4 separate regions of the Mus musculus genome follow, and all the other regions are linked to region 1. The links are chromatin loops, found by intact Hi-C in ENCODE. Cell type or tissue: heart. All regions are shown on one strand.

Evidence for each region. A loop is a pair of places that touch in the nucleus more often than their neighbours do. Peaks named below come from ENCODE experiments on the same cell type or tissue, not always from the same donor. Only the 100,000 strongest peaks of a DNase experiment are listed, where the experiment ranks them.
Region 2: it touches region 1 in a loop (5-fold over the local background); 3 of 42 quality-filtered maps call a loop at or near these places.
Region 3: a loop joins it to region 1, with 3 times the contacts of the local background. A loop is called at or near these places in 12 of 42 quality-filtered maps.
Region 4: a loop joins it to region 1, with 4 times the contacts of the local background. A loop is called at or near these places in 7 of 42 quality-filtered maps.

Annotation. Positions count from the first base shown.
Region 1 is chr3:9,607,191-9,612,190 of GRCm38, reverse strand. It overlaps Zfp704 (zinc finger protein 704), which reads left to right and starts at 2,106. Exons shown (of 9, transcript NM_133218.2): 1 at 2,106-2,921. The coding sequence starts at 2,472. In heart, a CTCF peak has its summit at 1,910 (motif pointing right); DNase peaks (open chromatin) are centred at 2,080, 2,720, 3,060 and 3,620; H3K4me3 peaks cover 2,723 bases; H3K27ac peaks cover 2,187 bases.
Region 2 is chr3:9,074,941-9,079,940 of GRCm38, reverse strand. No RefSeq gene overlaps it. Among named protein-coding and RNA genes, the nearest start is that of 4930539M17Rik, 15 kb to the right of the region's middle. In heart, a CTCF peak has its summit at 3,053 (motif pointing left); a DNase peak (open chromatin) is centred at 3,040.
Region 3 is chr3:9,707,152-9,712,151 of GRCm38, reverse strand. All of the region lies in intron 3 of Pag1 (phosphoprotein associated with glycosphingolipid microdomains 1), which reads left to right. Among named protein-coding and RNA genes, the nearest start is that of Gm33169, 47 kb to the right of the region's middle. In heart, CTCF peaks have their summits at 1,046 (motif pointing left) and 3,051 (motif pointing left); no DNase peak of the experiment used is centred here.
Region 4 is chr3:9,498,624-9,503,623 of GRCm38, reverse strand. All of the region lies in intron 2 of Zfp704 (zinc finger protein 704), which reads left to right. Among named protein-coding and RNA genes, the nearest start is that of C030034L19Rik, 98 kb to the right of the region's middle. In heart, no CTCF peak of the experiment used is centred here; DNase peaks (open chromatin) are centred at 2,713 and 3,343; H3K27ac peaks cover 1,860 bases.

The sequences.
Region 1 (5,000 bases):
TCCTGTAAGTGATCCAGTAACACTCATTCACCAAGTTCACCAAGATGGACTTTGATGGCATCCAAACTTTAGTGTGTCATGGCTTCCCTATCTGGGGTAAGTTGATAGGTGTGTTTTCTCTCCCCAGGAGAAGTTTTGTCATGACATAGATGATGAACACAGTCCCACTAAACCCCTTAGGGAGCAGTGACTTTATTGGGCTTACTTCGAAACATGAAGGAGGACTTACAAGAACATGGGTGAGCCCAAAGCAGTTGTGCCACCAGAAAGTCTTACCCAGCATGAATGATTTACCCACAGCTGCAGAGATTGGGGGGGGGGGTGTCTCCCCTTCAGTTAACCTTCCACACTCTGTAATCCAGCATCTCTGCTGGGACAGAGACAAGTGCCACTCGGGCAAAATTCCATACAAGTGGCTGGGGGACAGGCTGAGTCTCATGGAGAGGCTTTGTGCCCACTCCTCCTAAGGACAGCCAATCAGCCCGATGGCATGCAAGGATCACAGCTGTTCTGATGACCATGACAGCTGTGCTGTTAGTTGAAACAGTCGATAAGATCTCTTCTGCACCCCTCGTACAGGTCCTTGAGCCACCTGCCCACCTCTGCCAGAGACCCATATACTTAGCTGCCTCTCTCCAAATCATCTCATGAGATCAACCAAGCCACTATCTTCAATCTGGAGGAGAGCAGCTTCGCTCCTTGCCTGGGGCTACTCTTTCTAGGCTCACGGAAACAATTCACTTGCTTCTGGGAGGGTCTAGCTACATCCAAGACACACCCATAAATTACAATGCTCCAGTTAACAAGGTTTGCTCATTCTAATTTCCTGAACAGGATATTTACAGATGAAAAGTTCACTAGAAACGGTGTGTTTTGAATGCACTTTGAGGGAGATAAATTCTGGGGTGGTATCTGAAGTGGGGCAGGGAGTGCATGTGTGCACACCTGCATGTGTGCACACCTCCTCTTCAGACTGTACGCACTTCCAATTTCACTGTGGGGAGGTGTTAGCAGAGCTTTGGGACTCGAAAGGAAGGGCTGACGGAAAGGCATTTCAGAAAGGACGGACAGGACCTGTGGGCCAGTGCCTCACAGGAAGTGAGAACAAGGTGGCTTTAAAACACACCACTATTTTTGGATGTGATTACTTAAAACAGGCATTTTCTGGACGGGTGATCAGTTTCTGGGAGGACAAAGTTCATTTTAGAATCCTTGTCCTCATCCCTCTTTAGCGGTTGGAAGGTACCCCAAATAAACATTTAATGAGCCCCATCACATGTCTAGCAAGCCACGTGATGTTCAATCTCCAAGAACAATGGGCCATGTGGACACCCTTTTACTCAATTGTTGATGAATAAGGCCCTCCTAGCCCTAGCCAAAACCTATAGAATTTAGGGGCATGATCTGGATGCAGAATGTCTGGTTTACTCCCTCCGAAAGCAGCAGTCATTCATAACATGGCAAACTGGCCTTCTGCTAGCTTACATATATAAAAAGCTGAAATAACAATCTTGACCACTTGGTGTGTTGCTTTCTCTAGACTGGGACAGTGCCAGTAGACCAAACCAAGAGCAGAAAGAACACTTTTGGAATTCGGCCCATATCATATCACCAGGTAAGGACCTCAGGTGGAAACTGGAAGAAACACATAGGAGGGCCAAACCTGCACAGAGCTGAGAACATGAGGCAAGGCCTACAACCTGGTGCTCAAAGGAACCTGGTAGAGAGGGCCAGGGAAATGTTGCAGGAATCTCCATGACTGAGGACTCAGGCTGGGAACTGACCCCAAACCTGGGGTTGGCACACCTGGTCGAACTCCACTTGAGCACCAGTGGTCGCCATCTGAGAACCACTCTTGAGCAAATCTCTTAAGCAAACACCTTCCTGCCGTCTAAACCTACGCTTTTCCCACCAGAGGGAGACATGGGCCCAGGGGCAAGGGTGGCCTCAGTGTCCCAGCCAACTGCTGGGAAGCCGGCAGATTTTCAGAGAGCGCGGGTCTGGGGAAAAAAATCCAGTCCGGGTTTTGTCTGAACGGAGACCAGGAAGGCAGCGAGGACTGGGGAAGAGGGGGAGGCGGTGAAGACACGACACAAACAGCTCGCGCCCAGGACACCGCGGTAGGCCCTGAGCGCGCGGGCGCAGGGCCCGGAGAGGCGCGCGCCGGCCCGGCCGCCGGCCGCATGGAGCGCAGCGCAGCCCGCGGCTCCCGGGAGGCGCAGGCGGAGGTAGCGGCAGCGGGAGCAGCGCGCTCGCTCACACCCACCCCCGCCCGCGGCCGGCGCGCCGCCCCGCCGTAGCCGCCGGCGTCCCCGCGGGCCCGGCCAGCGAAGGCGGCGTCCGCGCGTCTGCCAGCCAGCAGCGGCGGCCAGCCCGGGAGGCGGCCCCGCAAGCCCCGCAGCCGCGCGTCTCCGGGCCCAGCCGCAGCCCGCGAGGAGCCCGGCGCTCCGGCCCGCAAGCCCGGCGCAGGCATGCAGGCCAGGCGCCTGGCCAAGCGCCCCAGCCTGGGCAGCCGCCGCGGGGGCGCTGCGCCCGCTCCCGCCCCCGAGGCCGCCGCTCTGGGGCTCCCGCCCCCCGGCCCCAGCCCGGCCGCCGCACCGGGAAGCTGGAGGCCGCCGCTGCCGCCGCCGCGCGGGACCGGCCCCTCGCGCGCTGCCGCCGCCTCGTCGCCGGTCCTGCTGCTGCTGGGCGAGGAGGACGAGGACGAGGAGGGCGCGGGCCGAAGGCGCAGGACGCGCGGGCGGGTAACGGAGAAGCCCCGAGGGGTCGCGGAGGAGGAGGACGACGACGAGGAAGAGGACGAAGAGGTGGTTGTCGAGGTGGTGGACGGCGACGAGGACGACGAGGACGCTGAGGAGCGCTTCGTGCCCCTCGGACCCGGCCGTGCGCTTCCCAAGGGCCCCGCCCGAGGCGCGGTGAAGGTGCGTGCGAGGTGCCGGGGATCGGTGGGGGGCGCAGCGGGCTCGGCGGGGCGCCGGGGCGCCGGGGAGGCCGAGCGCAGCGGCGCGGGCCGGGAGGGGTGTGTCAGGCGGCGGTGGGCAGCGCGCGGAACTGCGGCTCAGCGGCTCAGCGGCTCAGCGGCGCCCGGCGGCCTGTCGGTGCTCAGAGGCCGGGCGGATGCGTGGTCCCGCGTGCCGGTAGGCAAGGAAGGAGCGCTTCTCTGGGCAGGGTGGGGAACTTGGGAGCTGGACGAGGTCGGAGCCCCGATCGGCCTGGCATTGATATTTTATTCTGCTCTGGGGAGGCAGGAGTCTTCCTTCTCTTGTTCAAGCTTCTGGAAACTAGCCAGCAACCTGCAACACCTCCTTTCACCTGAGAACAGTTGTTGGTCGGTTCCATCACAGGCACTTGTGAAGGAGTTGGGAGCCTGTGCAGCAACAACCTAGACCTTGGTTTCCGCGAGCTTTTTGCCCCTCCCCCATCCCCGTGTTTCTCCTCGCCCTCCTTAAACTGGACATCCTAAGCACTTACCCTCCGCCCCCTTAAGATTACAAAAGAGGAAGGCGGGGAAGGTGTTTGTGTTGTGGGGAGAGAGAGGGGTAGCATTTAAAATGAATGTGACTTTCAGCTGAAAAATTTCACCAGGTCCTCATCCGCGCTACCGCAACGAGCGATCTTTCCGTTTTTTTGTATCTTCAGAAGATAAAGGGTTTATTATTACACAACTGTCTGGCTGAGCTTCTAAGCACGCTATTGGACAAAACAAACTGCGTTGAGGTTCATGCACCGTGTATGTTGCTAAGAAGTTTTGAGGGCAGCGAGTGGCAAGCAATGGAGAGTGTTTGCTTTTTCGCCAGTGTTTTTTTTTTTTTTTTTTTTTTCTGTTTTCTGTTTTTTCGAGACAGGGTTTCTCTGTGTAGCCCTGGCTGTCCTGGAACTCACTTTGTAGCCCAGGCTGGCCTCGAACTCAGCAATCCGCCTGCCTCTGCCTCCTGAGTGCTGGGATTAAAGGCGCAGTGTTTCTTAAGATAGCAGGATAACCAGAAATTCTTGGAGTGTTCAGAAGAAAATATATGTAAACAAGTGAACTTGATAGAGGTGGTTGATGTTGTTGTTTTTGTTTAATATCTCCGTGCCCGCTCTCAAGTGTCTGGAAGCTTGTAATTATATTTACCAAGAAAAGTTAAACAGCAGTTAGCGTTGCCCCGCAGTAGATGTGGGAATGTTTCTTTCCTAGACCACCCTGAAGTATGACTGGCTCTCTCTCGGTGTGAGACTTGAGCAAATGGTCATTTAGGTGATTGTTTTTGACAGCTGCTTGTTGGAATCTGGACTGTGCCCACACTCATTACTGCTGCCTGCTGAAAAGCCCGCTTTGTGTGGCAACAGGATATAGCGGGATTTGAATTAAGTTCCATAGCATCAGTGACACTGAATAAGACAGAGTGCCCCCTGAGCAGTGTTGTTCATACACACTCAAAATGTGTCTGGGGTGATTATACAAGTTGAGACAGAAAGATTAATATGTTATGCTCTGTAATCCAAGTAGGCCCAGTGTAGGAAAGAAATCTGTTCTTTAAACTAGGAATATCTAGGGTGTGATTGTTAGCATTAGCAGAGATTTTTCACATCTCCAAATAAATTCAAATTTTTTCAAATTTCTAACACATTGCTTTGCTCACAAATTTTATAGTACATTGCATACAACTTCTTAGAAGTTACATGCTGAATATACTGTGGTATAATTTATCTTCTTTTTTTTCATCACCTTAGAGATATCCTGACACTGTATCCCAAGAGATTTTTTTTAATGGAACATAACAAATAAATTTACATTTCTATATGTCATGTGTTCGACAGATACTTATTGAGCACCTACTTTGTGCCAGGTGCTAATCTAGAACACAGTAGGGCATGACTTTGGAATTCTTACACATAATTCACTGCGTCACAGCAGCTGACAAATGGATAAAATAAGCATGACACAGGGGCCATGATTTGTGCATCTCTCACCGGCCTTCCTGAGTGGAGCCAGTGACCACACCAGAGTTGTTTAAAGC
Region 2 (5,000 bases), 530 kb after region 1:
CAGAATGGAAATACATAGCCTCCGATTTGTGTTATGTGTATGGGGGGGGGGGGGGTGGATAAATGGAGAGGGAGGAGGGAAGAGGGGGAGAGGGAAATCTGACACAGGATAGAGATACTTAGCTTAGGTTAGCCTTAAACTCTCAGTGATCCTCCTGCCTCAGCCCCCGCAGCCCCAGCACAGGAGCATGCCCAGCATAGCCCACCTGCTGCCGTGCTGAGAAACCACAGCTGCAGTATAGAGGGGCAGACGGGCAGGGAACTGCCGAAGCTTGTAGAAAAGCCATGACCCTGTCAGCCTGCCACTGTGACCCCACGGGCAGAGAGGTCTCCAAAGCAGACTCATCACACTTGAACCAAGACCTAGACATTTCAGTAGGTTCTGCTCTGTTTCTCCTCTGGGGGACAGCTGGGGGGCAGAATTTCTTCTGATGGGATTATCTGTATTATGTAAACTAAAAAGCAACTTGGTCTGCTTCGTAAAGGAATGGAAAGACTCTCTGGAAAATTCCATTTCTATGGCGTCTCTGTACCCCCTCCCCTGATAAGATCTCAGCTGGGGTGGAGGCAGGTAGGGAGTAGGAAGGACGTCACCCCACCCCACCCTCCTAACAAAAGACCTCAACTCATTTTGTCCCTATGTGATTCTTAGTTATCTGTTATATGCCACGCCCTGATAAAGGCCATGCATGACCCCCTCTGGTCCTCCACTCAATGACACTCCAGAGATTCCGCTCAGGGGTCAACCTGATGCATCAGGTTTATGGCTCAGCCCTATCACTCCTTTTCATCTCTGTGGGTCTGTGGTATGTTATCTTGAAGGTTTTCGATCAGAGAGCAGGGAGTCAGGGGAGGGTGGGGAGGGAGGAAAGAAGGCCGAGAATGAGGGGACAGTGTGGGGTGGGGGCTAGGGCAGAGGGGGCATCTGCCAGGAACATGTCCTCAACAAAGATGGTCTCTTTCCTCCAAGAGCCAGGTGCTGCTCCATGGGGGTGATAACAAAAAGCCAGTTTCATAAAGGTGTGTGCTTAACACTGTCCCACCAGGCATCTCCGTCTTCACTTATTACCCTGCCCTGCTCAGACAGCCTGGACGGTTAGACCCCAGAGGCTTTGACTTGTGCTCCATACAGTGTTCCATAAAGCAGCACCTTTAAACTTGCACACTCCCAGGCATGTGGGCCGGCAAGGTAAACGGTCCCCATGTCATCCTCCGTCCAGGTGGCATAGCTGTCCACACGGAGCCTAAGCCATAGCTCCCTTCTTCAAGAAGTCAGATGGCTGAGGAAAGTAATATAGTTTGTACCTTAGGACCCTTCTTATTCTGCCAAGTACCAGGCCAGGAAGAGCCAAACCTGCCCAGGAACCTCTAGAATGGGCAGTTGTTGGGGTCTCTTGGTTTTGTTTGTTTGGTTGGTTTGGTTTTGGTTTTTTGTTTTTTACCAATACAGAGCATGGTTTGTAAAGGAGCAGCCTCCTTCATCCCCCTGAGGGAAGGCAGGCTGGATGGGACTCAACAGACCCCTGGGGGCCAGGAGCAGTACCACAGTGCGGCTAGGTGTTTATTGGAGGTTACACAAGTCCCTAACACCCACGGGCTTTCCATGCACACCTTTGGCTTGGGCTGAATCCCAATCATAAAAATATAACAATTAAAAATAGAAAAACAAATACAGCTAATACCACTCTTCTAAAAATACAAGCAGATCTTTTGGTGTTCTCTCTCTCTCTCTCTCCCCACCCCCACCCCTGTGTATGTGTGTGTGTGTGTGTGCGCGCGCGCGCGCGCACACACACGCACACACGCACACATACTCCTGTGATTGCTTCACTTACAATGTGGAGAACAGCACTGCCCAACTCAAGGGGCTGGACCAGCAAACAACTCCCTTGTTAAATGGACAGATAAGCAAAGGAAAGGAACCCAGGTATTTGACCACTGAACTACACTCCTTTGTCCTTACTGTAATTTTTTAATCAAAGATTTGTTCTGTTTTCTGAGTTAGTCTCTTGTGAGCTGACATTTGAAATCCTCCCAGCCTCTTCCTCTTCATTGCTGAAATAGGTGTGGTCCACCACAGCTGGCTATATTAAAAGAATTTTGAGGGCATAATGATAACAGGCACCTAGGCAGCTGAGGCAGGATGATCACCACAAGTCTGAGGTTAGCATGTTTTAGGCCACCAAGGGACTACATAGTGAGACACTGTCTACACACACACACACACACACACACACACACACACACACGAGACAGCCCTCTGTAAGGGTGCTTACTGCTATTCTTCCAGGAGACCTGAAATTGGTTCCCAGCATCCACACTGGATGCTGACAGCAGCCTGTAATTCTACTTCCAGGGATTCCATCCTCTGGCACCCACACACCCGTTGTATACAGTCACACATACACATAAAGTAAAATCTAAAAATAAAATTAAAAAAGACAAGGTTTTTTTTGACACAGTTTTAAAAAAAAGATTCTAACATGTCTCTTACAGAGTCAAGCAGGACCTAGCAATGTATTAGATAGTGTGTATTTATTTAATAAACTCTGTTGCCATAGTCTAGAAGCTAGAATGTATCTAGTCCTTGAAGCACGTGTGGGTTGCTTTCTTGCCTCCCCATTTTACAGAAGACGACTTAGGATGCTGAGATGTGAAGAAGCTCTGCCAATGAACCCACGTTTCAGAACATGGCTCCCACCCTGTGCCCAACCCATCTTCTTCCCTTTGCTAAGAAATATGGTGACCCATGGTCAAAGCTTGGAGAAGTATTGCGTGAATGGAGTTTCAAATGACAATCAAAGTTAGACTTCAAAATACATAAACTAGCATTCCTTCCCTCACCTGATTATTTTAGGAGAAGCGTCAAGACATCTTCCACAAATTCAATGGAGTAGAGCATTGGTTAAAGTGCTAACAGAGGTAAGAAATGGATGCTGTGCATGGAAAGGGGAAGGCAGGCTGTCAGGCAGCCAGCGTGGTCACACTGCCTCCAGTGACTTACCTGGAATACGGATGGTGTTCTGGCAGAGAGTGCCCCCTACTGAGCAACTGTCAGAACTGCTCCAGAACTGGGCCTTGGACCCAAAGCTAAGTTCTCATCCATACCCTCTGGTGGTAGTCCCTCAGGATGCCTTCTTGGAGAGTAGTGAAGAATCTAGGAAAGATCTTAGCTACAACAGGACCCAGGTGAATGGCACAGCCTGGTCCAACTTACTTCCATAAAACCCTCTGTTGCTGAGCCTATGTCACATGCCTCACATAGGCATCCATTTCATCTTTATTCATCCGGTAAGACTTTACTGACCCATTTCTCCATGCAGGCGTGCCCCTGGACAATGGAAGAAATGACCCGACCAAAGGCAGTCATCCAGGCTCCTGCTCCTAGGAGGAGGAGAAGGAGGAACACTTACAGAAAGTAAACAAGTATTTGAAGGATTTCAGACAGTGATAAATGCTAGGAAGAAAGCCCAGGGGGAAACGGGACATCATTTGAAGCTATCAACGACCTGGGAAGAGAGTCCACTTCCCCTCTGCAGACTCCAAGAAGAGTCGGGCCTGGAGTCGGTTGATGTCAACTGCAGCTGTGAGTGGTCAGTCAGCTGGTTTGTTTTTCTTTTTTGTTTTGGTTTTTCAAGACAGAATTTCTCTGTAGCCCTGGCTGTCCTGGAACTCACTCTGTAGACCAGGCTGGCCTCGAACTCAGAAATCCACCTGTCTCTGCCTCCCAAGTGCTGGGATTAAAGGCGTGCGCCACCACTGCCCGGCCAGTCAGCTACGGATGGGATGGAACTGGGTGAATGAGTGGGTCCTGACTATGAAACCCAGGGCTTCACGCACACAAAGCAAGTGTTCTTCTACCGAGCTGCATTCCGAAGCCACTAGTAAGGATTTGGTTTTCTTCCTTTCTGATCCGAAGCCTATCTCTTGCCGCTACCTGACGCTGCCCAGGAGGCCAGAGGGGCAGTGCTCACACAGACACAAACATATACACACATAACTAAAAATAATAAAACAAATCCTCAACAGACAAAGGCTAGTACTGAAAAATGCGTAATTGTGGAGCTTGGTCCCCACCACCGATAGATACATTAATGACACACTCGAGCATGTAAGTATCTCTACATACACACACACACACACACACACACACACACACATATGAAAAATAAAAACAGGGATGCATTTGAAAGACACCGACCTGTGGGGTTGAGGGGAGGAAGGGAAAGGAGACACTGATTACAGTAAGTAACTCTAACTTAAGGAGACTACCATTAGTATACCATAGCATAAGTATTATAATTCTGATTAATTTTTAAAAATTAAATATTTTGAAATCATTATAGAAGGAAAACCTCTTATGTTTTAAGAGTTGTTTTCTCCAACTGGTAAGAAAGACACATGCTCCACTATGTTCATAGCAGCCTTATTTATAATAGCCAGAAGCTGGAAAGAACCCAGATGCCCCTCAACAGTGGAATGGATACAGAAAATGTGGTACATCTACACAATGGAGTACTACTCAGCTATTAAAAAGAATGAATTTATGAAATTCCTAGGCAAATGGATGGACCTGGAGGGCATCATCCTGAGTGAGGTAACCCAATCACAAAAGAACTCAAATAATATGTACTCACTGATAAGTGGATATTAGCCCAGAAACTTAGAATACCCAAGATATAAGATACAATTTATGAAACACATGAAACTCAAGAACGAAGACCAACGTGTGGACACTTTGCCCCTTCTTAGAATTGGGAACAAAACACCCATGGAAGGAGTTACAGAGACAAAGTTTGGAGCTGAGACAAAAGGATGGACCATCTAGAGACTGTCATATCCAGGGATCCATCCCATAATCAACCTCTAAACACTGACACCATTGCATACACTAGCAAGATTTTGCTGACAGGACACTGATATAGCTGTCTCTTGTGAGACTATGCCAGGGCCTAGCAAACACAGAAGTGGATGCTCACAGTCAGCTATTGGATGGGTCAC
Region 3 (5,000 bases), 100 kb before region 1:
AAGCCTCTTCCTCTGCCACCCTCTGATCACAGGCTACGTCACCTTGACCCAGATGCTCAGTGAATCCCAGCTCTGTCTGGAGTATGTGCAGCACAGGCTGCTAGAAATAACAAACCTTCTCTCTTCTCTTGTCCTCCTCTTCTCCTCACCCCCCCCCCCGCCACCCCCAAATCCACACTAAATCAAAATGAGGAAAAGCACTTAAAGAAGACGTTCCCCTCCCTGCCTAGCACTAGCTGGTGCTGGTGCTGGTGCTAGTGCCGGTGCCGGTGCCGGTGCGGGTGTGGGTGCCAGTGCAGGTGCCGGTGCCAGTGCGGGTGCGGGTGCAGGTGCTGGTGGTCATAGTCATCGTCATCATCATCGTGATATCTTACCACAGTGACAGAAGTGAAGTTAGGACAGAGGGCATGAAAGGGCTGTCCTGGGGTTCATCCCCTGGCCCACACATCCATCATTTTACATAGGGCAGGGATTTACCAGAGAATTTTGCTCCTCCTGACTGTTAACTTGTCTGGTTGGTTCATTTGTAACCCATACACAGTTTGCATACCTGGTACTGACAGCAGGAGCCATTCCCATGGGGCTGGCAACTCTGCCCTCCCTGGTCCCTTAGGAGAGGGGTCATAAACCAAGATGGTTTCTGTCATCCTTAATTACAGGTCCACAGGACAGCTGTGAAGCCATAATAACTATCATTACTGACCTGAACCTGCTTCAAAGGGGCTGCAAGTGTTCGCCTCCCTAGATAATCTAATCTGCGGGCCACCCCAGCCCTGTGAAGTGTTATTATAGGGCAGGCTGTGATCTGAGCACCTACCTGCTTAGAGCGTCTGCTAGAAAAGTGAACAGCTGCCCTGCTCTGCCCCTTTTGTTCTTCTTGCTGGTATTTGCTTTCCGTCCTCTTGGAATTGATTTGGGTGGCTGATAGTCCAAGCTAATGAAGAATTAAACACCAAACATGACCAACCACAATTATTCAGGACCTCTCCATGCTGCTCAGGCCTGTTCACTGGGACTGAAACTAGGGTTAGGCTGCCACCTTGTGGCTTAAAATACCTGCTTTAAAGATAAAAGGCCAATAGTTTTTACTAATGATTGAAATCATTTACTGATCAGTGAAATCATCAAATCTGTATATTTGACAGGATGATAATAGATTGTGGAGTTTTCAGCACAAAATATCTATCTATCTTGCTAATCCCAACACTCTGCAGGCAGGGGTGGTAGAAACAGGAGTTCAAGGCCCTCCTTGGCTATTTAGCCAATTCAAGACCAGCACATGGTACATAAAAAAAGTAAGTAGCAGAATGAATTTCAGCACAAGTTTATAACCTGAAGTACCCACCTGAGTCAAGGAGTTGTGTGCCCGAGTCATCAGAATTGCCATGCTTAAGAGGGGCGGGAAACTCCACTGCCCCTTTTCAGGACTGCAATGTATTTTTATTCATGACTGTCTGCAACTTGATTGGAATCAGCCAGTGTATCCAATAATGAAGCACACTATAAAGCAAAAAGACCTTGTGCACAACTGTTCACTGCTCTCTAGCTGTGTTAACACTACCACCTTCTGGAGCTCAGCTTGGTGTGATCCACAGGTGTCATAGTGTCACTTGAGGTCAGTAACGGTCAGCGGGACTCCTTTGCCCTGAGTCAGATCATCTCAGGGGTGAGCTAGAAACCCAGGACAATGGAAGCGCCCAGGAATCTACAAGAACAACCCTAGTAAAGACTCCTAGTAGTGGGAGAGATGGCCTGGAACAATAGTCTCCTATAACCAGACAAGACAAGTGGAGGGATTGAGACATAACCCAGCCACAAAGCCTTCGACTTACAATTTGTCCTGCCTACAAGATGCGCTGGAGTGGCACAGAGAAATTGTGGAAGTGTCCAACCTGTGACTGGTCCAGCCTGAGATCCATGCAATGACAGGAAGCCTAACCCTGGCACTGCCCAGAGGGCCAGGAACCAGAAGCTAGATAGCCAGAGACTTAGGATAGAACCAAACATTACAGGTCCCCTCACAAAAATCAAGTCAGTGAAATGATTCCTGAATCTCATAGACAGGAGCCCGGCATAATCGCCATCAGAAAGGCTTCGGCAGCAGCTGGTGGAAGCATGCAGAGACCCACAGTCAAACACTAGGTGGGGCTCTAGAAATCCTGTGGAAGGGGGTACGGAAGGATTGTGGGAGCCAGAGGAGTCATGGGCATCATAAGAAAATCCACAGAATTGATTAACCTGGACTCATCAGGGCTCACAGAGCATGAACTGACAATCAGAAAGCCTGCATGGGTCTGACCTAGGCCCTCTGCATTTATGTTATGGTTGTGTAGCTTGATGTTCTTGTGGGACTCCTTGCAGTGGGGGCAGGGGCTGCCTCTGATCTTTTACCTCCTTGTGGGGCCCTTTCCTCCTGCTGGGTCAACTCATCCAGCCTTGATAGGAGGGTTTATCATAGTATGACTGCGACTTTCATATGGATGTTTAGTTCATACCAGATTGCAGGCCTGACCTTGTCTGAAGGGAAAAGGAGGAGTGGATGGGGAGGGGGAAGGGAAGGGAGAAGAGCTAGGAGGACAGGAAGGAGAGGAAAGTGGTCAAGGTGGAGAGAGGAATAAATTTTTAAAGATTTTTTATTAAAAAAATATTTATATATGCAGTCCCAAAATCGGCTGCTCTTTGTTTTTAGTAAGGTTGTTTGTTTGTTTGTTTGTTTGTTTGTTTGTGACAGGATCTATCTTTGTAGTCCTAGCTGTCATGGGACTCACTCTGTAGACCAGGCTGGCCTCAAACTCACAGAGATCCATAGATTACCTATGCCATAGATTACCTATGCCTCCCAAGTGCTGAGACTAAAGGCATGTGCCACCATGACTGACCTACAAAATCAGTTATTCACGACGAGTCTTTTCCAGAAATGTAACATGCACCCTACGTAAGGACCACACTCCCATCCCTGCCAAGAAGGCGAAGAGCACAAAAGTCACACCATACACATGAATGGGAGTGCGTTCACACAGGGAGGGTACATTGCATCGCCACCTACTGGGCAAGCAGTGTATCTACACAAGTGGGCAGGAAGTTGTAAAGAAGCTGGGTTGTAAAGGAGCCTGGGAAAATTCAAGGCAGTATCCACGTGAGGTGTTGGTGGCAGAATTATGGAGGCAGATCCAGAAAGAGGTGGAGAAAAAAGAGTGTAAGATCTCTAGAACAGGAATAGTCCACTCTGGAGGTGAGAGGTGTGACTGTACACATACCCTGATGCCACGCTCCTCTGGAGACCGTTTTGTCTCCTGTCTCTCCTCCGCCCCTGCTGTAGCCTCAGTCCTCCAGTCAAGTAGCAGTGGGGCACTGGGGTGGAAGCCGTCTGTGGCTGAGCCTGAGGTTTTACCCTGGCTCCCCGAAGTGAACCAGACAATTACTCTTCTCATTATGAGATTTTTGTACAGGGCAAGAGCTGGGGAGGATTTCTTTCAGTGGCTTTTCATGAAGTTCTAATTGAAGGGGGTAAGCTGTAAGTTCCATCTTTTATTCAGTAGCTCTGAGTGTCCCCCTTTCATCCTCCCTCCCTGGACTGTCATGCTAGGCTGGTACCCCCCACACTTCACCTATTCCAGCAGCCGCCTCCTGTTAAGAGAACAAGAAAGAGGAAAGATGAGACGCGTTCAGAAGTGGAGGGAGCCCTGGAGAGCCCTGCGTGCAGGCTCCTGGTGCACCCGCTGCTCTGCCCCGAGCAATTCCACAGCAGCTATCATCTACAAAGTTTGCTCTTTATAAATCACATTGATTAATCAGGGTGTGGATGAAGAAACAAAACTGTGTGTGTACAAGAGATGGATCCTTTGTCTGTGTTTCTGAAAGTGTTTCATGATTTGCAGCTACACAAAATTATATCAGAGGTCACTGTGACTTAAATGCTCTCCCATGTGTATTTTAGAAACCTGTCACTGCGGGCACGGTTTAAAGTGAATTGTTCTTTGTCTCCTGAAATGTGGTGGTTACTTACCCATGCAGAAGCAATTTGTCTGTGTGTCACACTGACCCTGTTGTGTTTGCAGACATAATATATAACCAGGGGAAGTTCCATATTACCCAAGAAACCCCAAAGCATTATAGCGTTAGAGGGGTATCCATGCGCACTGGCAGACAGGGCGGTCGGGTCTCCTCGGCTGTACTCTACCTCGGCTATGGGCTTCCTTGAATTTGCAGGTAGATGTTTAATAGAGCATTCTGCCTCTGTTGCAGTGGCTTCGACTTACCCTCTTTGGTTACATCTGGTTTGTCGCTGAGATGCCCTACAGGTGCCAGCACGTGCGCACTCTCAGACGGCCACGTTACTACAGTAATATCACTGAACCAAGTGAAAATGTAAAAATTCGTGGTCTTTCTGCAAGAAAAATTTAGTTATGATTCATTAGCCTAACACAGAAGTCATGTTTTCTTCCTTTTCTGCTTGCTTGAGCATAAACTTCAGGCTGTTCCTCTTAATTAGAATGTTCTGGAGCTAACCAAATGGGTGTAGTTTAAATAAGGCCTCTCTTACCACAGCTAATGTTAGCCTGGTATGCTCCTCTATTCTCCGTATGTCTCTAATATGGAAATATTTGACAGTGTTTACAAATTACAAAATAACAAATAAGGAGCACTAGCCTGAGCACTGTCAGCAGCATGATGGCGGGAACAGAGGGATGGTCCACGTGGAGGAGAACATGGCTGCGTGGAGACCGGGTCCAAGTGGAGGTGGTCAGTGCTTCCCCTGGAGCGGGGAGCAGTAACTGCGAGAGCAGTCAGTGGCGGCTGGGAACTAAGTGCGGGTCTTATGCCTGCTCTGTGGTTCCTTACACATTGGTCTTGCCCTCTGCTAAGGTCGTGTCCTCAGCACAAGCCTTTCCTCTGAAGGTGAATTTGCTGGGTACCCAATATCAGCTCAGTGAAAGCTCCTCCTTGAAAGTGAAGCCACACTCTAAGTGGGCAGCAGTCTGTGGGCGTGTAGACAGACA
Region 4 (5,000 bases), 110 kb after region 1:
TGCTCTCATTGACTAATGTCTGTATCCCTTTGTTATTTCTACTTCTTTGATGAGAACGCTGAGATTCCAGATGATTAATACCATCTCCAACATTATAAAGTAGTCATAGGGCTAAGCAGGTATAGTGGCACATGCCTGTATCAGCCATGGGGTGGATCTGGAGGCAAAGTTCAGCTAAATAGTGAGATGCTGTTTCAAAAAACCAGGGCTGAGGATATAGGTCACTAACATAACATTTGTCTGGTATTTGTAGAACCCTCAGTTCATTGCCCAGTATCAAAAGAAAAAAAATACCCTAAACTTAGAAACATGACAACTCCAGACCTGTTGTTTCCCAAAGCTCTGCATACTTTACCACAGCAAGCTGCTTCAGAGATAAGCTGCCTTGGGGGCAGACCGGACTCCCCAGGCAGCCTGGGCCTTTTAGGCAGTTACTTCTTTGATTTTTGTTTTGTTTTAAGACAAGGTCCCACTATGTATTCTGTTCTGATATGGAACTCAAAGAGATCCACCTGCCTCTGACTCCCAATAGTGGAGTTAAAACTGTATACCACCATGCTCAGCTTGGTTGATTCTGTCTGTAAGCTAGGGTAATTGGTAACTACATTTATCCTGTCAAATGGTTGCAGCGTACAGCATCCCTGGCTCATAGTCAGCCTTAGGAACTGTGCTCTCACCCTTACGCACCCATTCTCCCTGGCACGGGGAGACACACCAGGCGCAAAGTGTTCTCACTTTCATGATCAGATGGCTCTTTTTTGTATTTTATTTGTGAGACAGGATCTTCTTACTCTATAGCCAAGATGGCCTCCAATTTGAAGCAATGCTCCTGCCTCAAGCTCCTCCAATGTTGGAATAACTGACAAATGCCACTATATCTAGCTTCATTCCTGTTATTTGGGTTGTCAATAAACAGAGCCATGTGGCCCACAGAAGACTGTGATATACTGGTCCACAGCTGTGAGCTGTCAGCAAGGGAGACTGGCTTTGTGCTAGTGTCCCGTCTGTAAGGTATGGGCAGGTATGGAAAGGCCCGCGCTACAGTGTCCCGTCTGTAAGATATGGGCAGGTATGGAAAGACCCGTGCTACAGTGTCCCGTCTGTAAGGTATGGGCAGGTATGGAAAGGCCCGTGCTACAGTGTCCCGTCTGTAAGGTATGGGCAGGTATGGAAAGACCCGTGCTACAGTGTCCTGTCTGTAAGGTATGGGCAGTTATGGAAAGGCCCGTGCTACAGTGTCCCGTCTGTAAGGTATGGGCAGGTATGGAAAGGCCCGTGCTACAGTGTCCCGTCTGTAAGGTATGGGCAGGTATGGAAAGACCCGTGCTACAGTGTCCTGTCTGTAAGGTATGGGCAGTTATGGAAAGGCCCGTGCTACAGTGTCCCGTCTGTAAGGTATGGGCAGGTATGGAAAGGCCCGTGCTACAGTGTCCCGTCTGTAAGGTATGGGCAGGTATGGAAAGACCCGTGCTACAGTGTCCCGTCTGTAAGGTATGGGCAGTTATGGAAAGACCCGTGCTACAGTGTCCCGTCTGTAAGGTATGGGCAGGTATGGAAAGACCCGTGCTACAGTGTCCTGTCTGTAAGGTATGGGCAGTTATGGAAAGGCCCGTGCTACAGTGTCCCGTCTGTAAGGTATGGGCAGGTATGGAAAGGCCCGTGCTACAGTGTCCCGTCTGTAAGGTATGGGCAGGTATGGAAAGACCCGTGCTACAGTGTCCCGTCTGTAAGGTATGGGCAGTTATGGAAAGACCCGTGCTACAGTGTCCCGTCTGTAAGGTATGGGCAGGTATGGAAAGACCCGTGCTACAGTGTCCTGTCTGTAAGGTATGGGCAGGTATGGAAAGGCCCGTGCTACAGTGTCCCGTCTGTAAGGTATGGGCAGGTATGGAAAGGCCCGTGCTACAGTGTCCCGTCTGTAAGGTATGGGCAGGTATGGAAAGGCCCGTGCTACAGTGTCCCATCTGTAAGGTATGGGCAGGTATGGAAAGGCCCGTGCTACAGTGTCCCGTCTGTAAGGTATGGGCAGTTATGGAAAGGCCCGTGCTACAGTGTCCCGTCTGTAAGGTATGGGCAGTTATGGAAAGGCCCGTGCTACAGTGTCCCGTCTGTAAGGTATGGACAGGTATGGAAAGGCCCGTTCTCCTTCTTTGCCTAAGCAAAGGATTAAGTTAGATAATAGATGTTTAGCATTTCGCACAGCTCCCAGCTTAAAGCAAATGCTACATGAGCGCCATGGACGACTTCCGTCCCCAGAACACTAGAAACTGGGAACACTAAAGAGGTGGAGGCAGGAGGATTTCAAGGTCATCTGCTGCCACATAGAAAGTTTGAAGCCGGCATTGGGTTCACAGAGACCCCTGTCCCCACACAGAGGAGATGTACGTAAATAATGATCAGTACTGGTTCTTGATACTATGGTGTGGTAATGTTTTATACTCTTGGCATAAAAGTCTTTGAAGAACACTGTACTTGGACTTTTTAGCCTGTAAGTACAGCATTTGTGAGTTGCTTACTGATAGGCTGGGAGCTGATAGTAAGGCAGGCGATGTATTATGCATCCCACAGCACACTGAAATAAAATGCCATTTCCTTAGGAACAGCTAGAAATACTGGTGCTAATTTTTCCTGTGCTCAGGAAAAGCAAGCACGCTGTGCGCAGCTGCAGTAGGCTAGAGAGCCCTCCAGAAACATGATGTCATCCTAATCTGTGCCGCCAAGGGATGAGCTCATCCAGGCGGGGCCTCTCGGGGCTGCAGCTGTGCCAGCTCCTGACTTGTGATGCTCCTCTTACAGGCTTGCTCACCCTCCCTCCCCTACCCTCCCCTACACCACCCCTGCCTGCTGTGCCAAAGAGACACTGAAGGATGAATTATTTAAGACCCAAGGTGAACTCCTGCCAAAGATAACCAGGCTTCAGAAAGCACTCAAAAAGGAAAATAGAACTGCATGGGCTTTTTTTTTTAATTAGATATTTTCTTTATTTACATTTCAAATGTTATCCCCTTTCCTAGTTTCCCCTCTGAAAATCCCGTTCCCCCCTCCCCCTTCTCCCCAACCCACCCACTCGGTTCCTGGTCCTGGCATTCCCCTATATTGGGGTATAGAGCCTTCGCAGGACAAAGGGCCACTCACTCCTCTCATTGATGGTCTTATAAAGGAAAGAACTAAGCAGTTTGTAGAACTGTCGTCAGTGAGAGGACAATGGTGTTGGTTCTCTCTGCCTCTGCTTGCTCTAGGAGCAGTCTGTCCCTCTTCTACTTAAATAATGGCTGAATCTGTGACCGAGTTCAGTGCTGGAACTGAGCCCGCACAGACCTGACCCTGAGCCCCATGGCTGTGGCAGTGACAGCCAAGCAGCTTCCTACACTTTTCCCATTGTACACTGCGGTGACCTTGATTTATGCGCCAGTCGTCCTACATGTCAGCAGTGTAGGTCACCATGGGAGCAGGTACTCTATGTGACCATGGAAACTGTCACCTCTGCAGACCTTAGTTTCTCTATCTATAAAGTAGGGTAATGCAGCCAAGCCTAGATCTGGAGGTGACTGAGCAGGAAGTGAAGACTGGGTGGCTGTCACTGAGCATGGTGCCCGGCCCACACCCTGTCCTGAAGCAACCAGTGCTCATTAATCCAATACCCATATTCTCAACTGCTGGGGGCGGGTGGGGGAGGGCATTAAAAGGAGTGTGTAAAGCTGTCATATTGTATATTTCTGAGAAAATTATTTACACATAATGTTGAATGTTTAGGATGGCGTCATATCATTCTGTGGCACACAGGGTCATTCAGAAGCCAGCCTTTCTGATAGAGCTTTCTGGTTCCTCTCCTGACAGTGTCTCCTGTAACAACAGTTCCCCCTCCCCATAAAAAAGTCTGTTTTGTTTTAGATTTCGTGGAAATGTTGAGTAGCCGCAGAGGGAACTCCCACACCTACCGTCCCTCTGCAGCAGCAGCAGCAGCTTCTGGCAGATTTTCATCTGCTTCCCTTTTTTAAGTGCAGTATTTTAAGAGCAGATTCCAGACATTATATCATTGTTCTCATAATACTTGAGTGTGTTCTACCAAAGGAAAAGCAGGCTTAGCCACGGCTGTGATGATCCCCCCTGCACTGGAATAGGTGCCTAGTTTTTGGTTTTTTTGTTTTGTTTTGCTTTCATTTTTATTTCTGTACTTTTCCAAGACAGGGTTTCTCTGTTTAGCCCTGGCTGTCCCAGAGCTCCCTTGTATACCAGGCTGGCCTCAAACTTACAGAAATCCTCCTGTCTTTGCCTCTGCCCTCTGCCCTCCGCACCCCCGAGTGCCGAGATTGAAGGTGTGGACTACCATTGCCTGCTCAGTATTTTCTGTTCTGATGATTCTCTAGCACCGAAATGAATCTACACTGTCACCTTTTATGATAAGCCATTGAAATGGGTTCCTACTATCATCCAATAACTCCACAGATACTAAAATGGGGTCAAATTATTATCTACTGTTTTCTTCCATCTTCAAACATTTCCAGTTGCTCGAACTGTCTTTTAATGACTTTTTTCAAAATAATCACAGAAAATATTCCTCGGTGCTTAAACTTTTATCATTTGAATTTTTGTTTTTTTCAGAGCTGATTGTCAAACTGATTAAAATATGCTTTTATTTATATAAAATTGCTAATTTGCTTTTGTCATTGCTTATTTGAATGATTGTTTTAAAGCAAAAAGCTTGAATAAGCAATAATGATGTTCATTTTTAACCAGTAGTTTTATATCTATACTTTAGACGGCTGGTATTTAATGTTCTTTTTGTACGAACATAAGTTTAAAATCTTATTTAAATCAACAGATTTTATATAAACAAGATGATAATTCATTGACTTGTTTCTTGGTATATTTGTTAACTTATTTTTATCTTACACTTACAGATTGAAAAATCACAATTTTGGAACTTTTTCTAGAAAAAATGATTACTATGTCATTGCCAAGAGTTATCTTTGTTTAAGTGTAAACACTTAATTTAATTT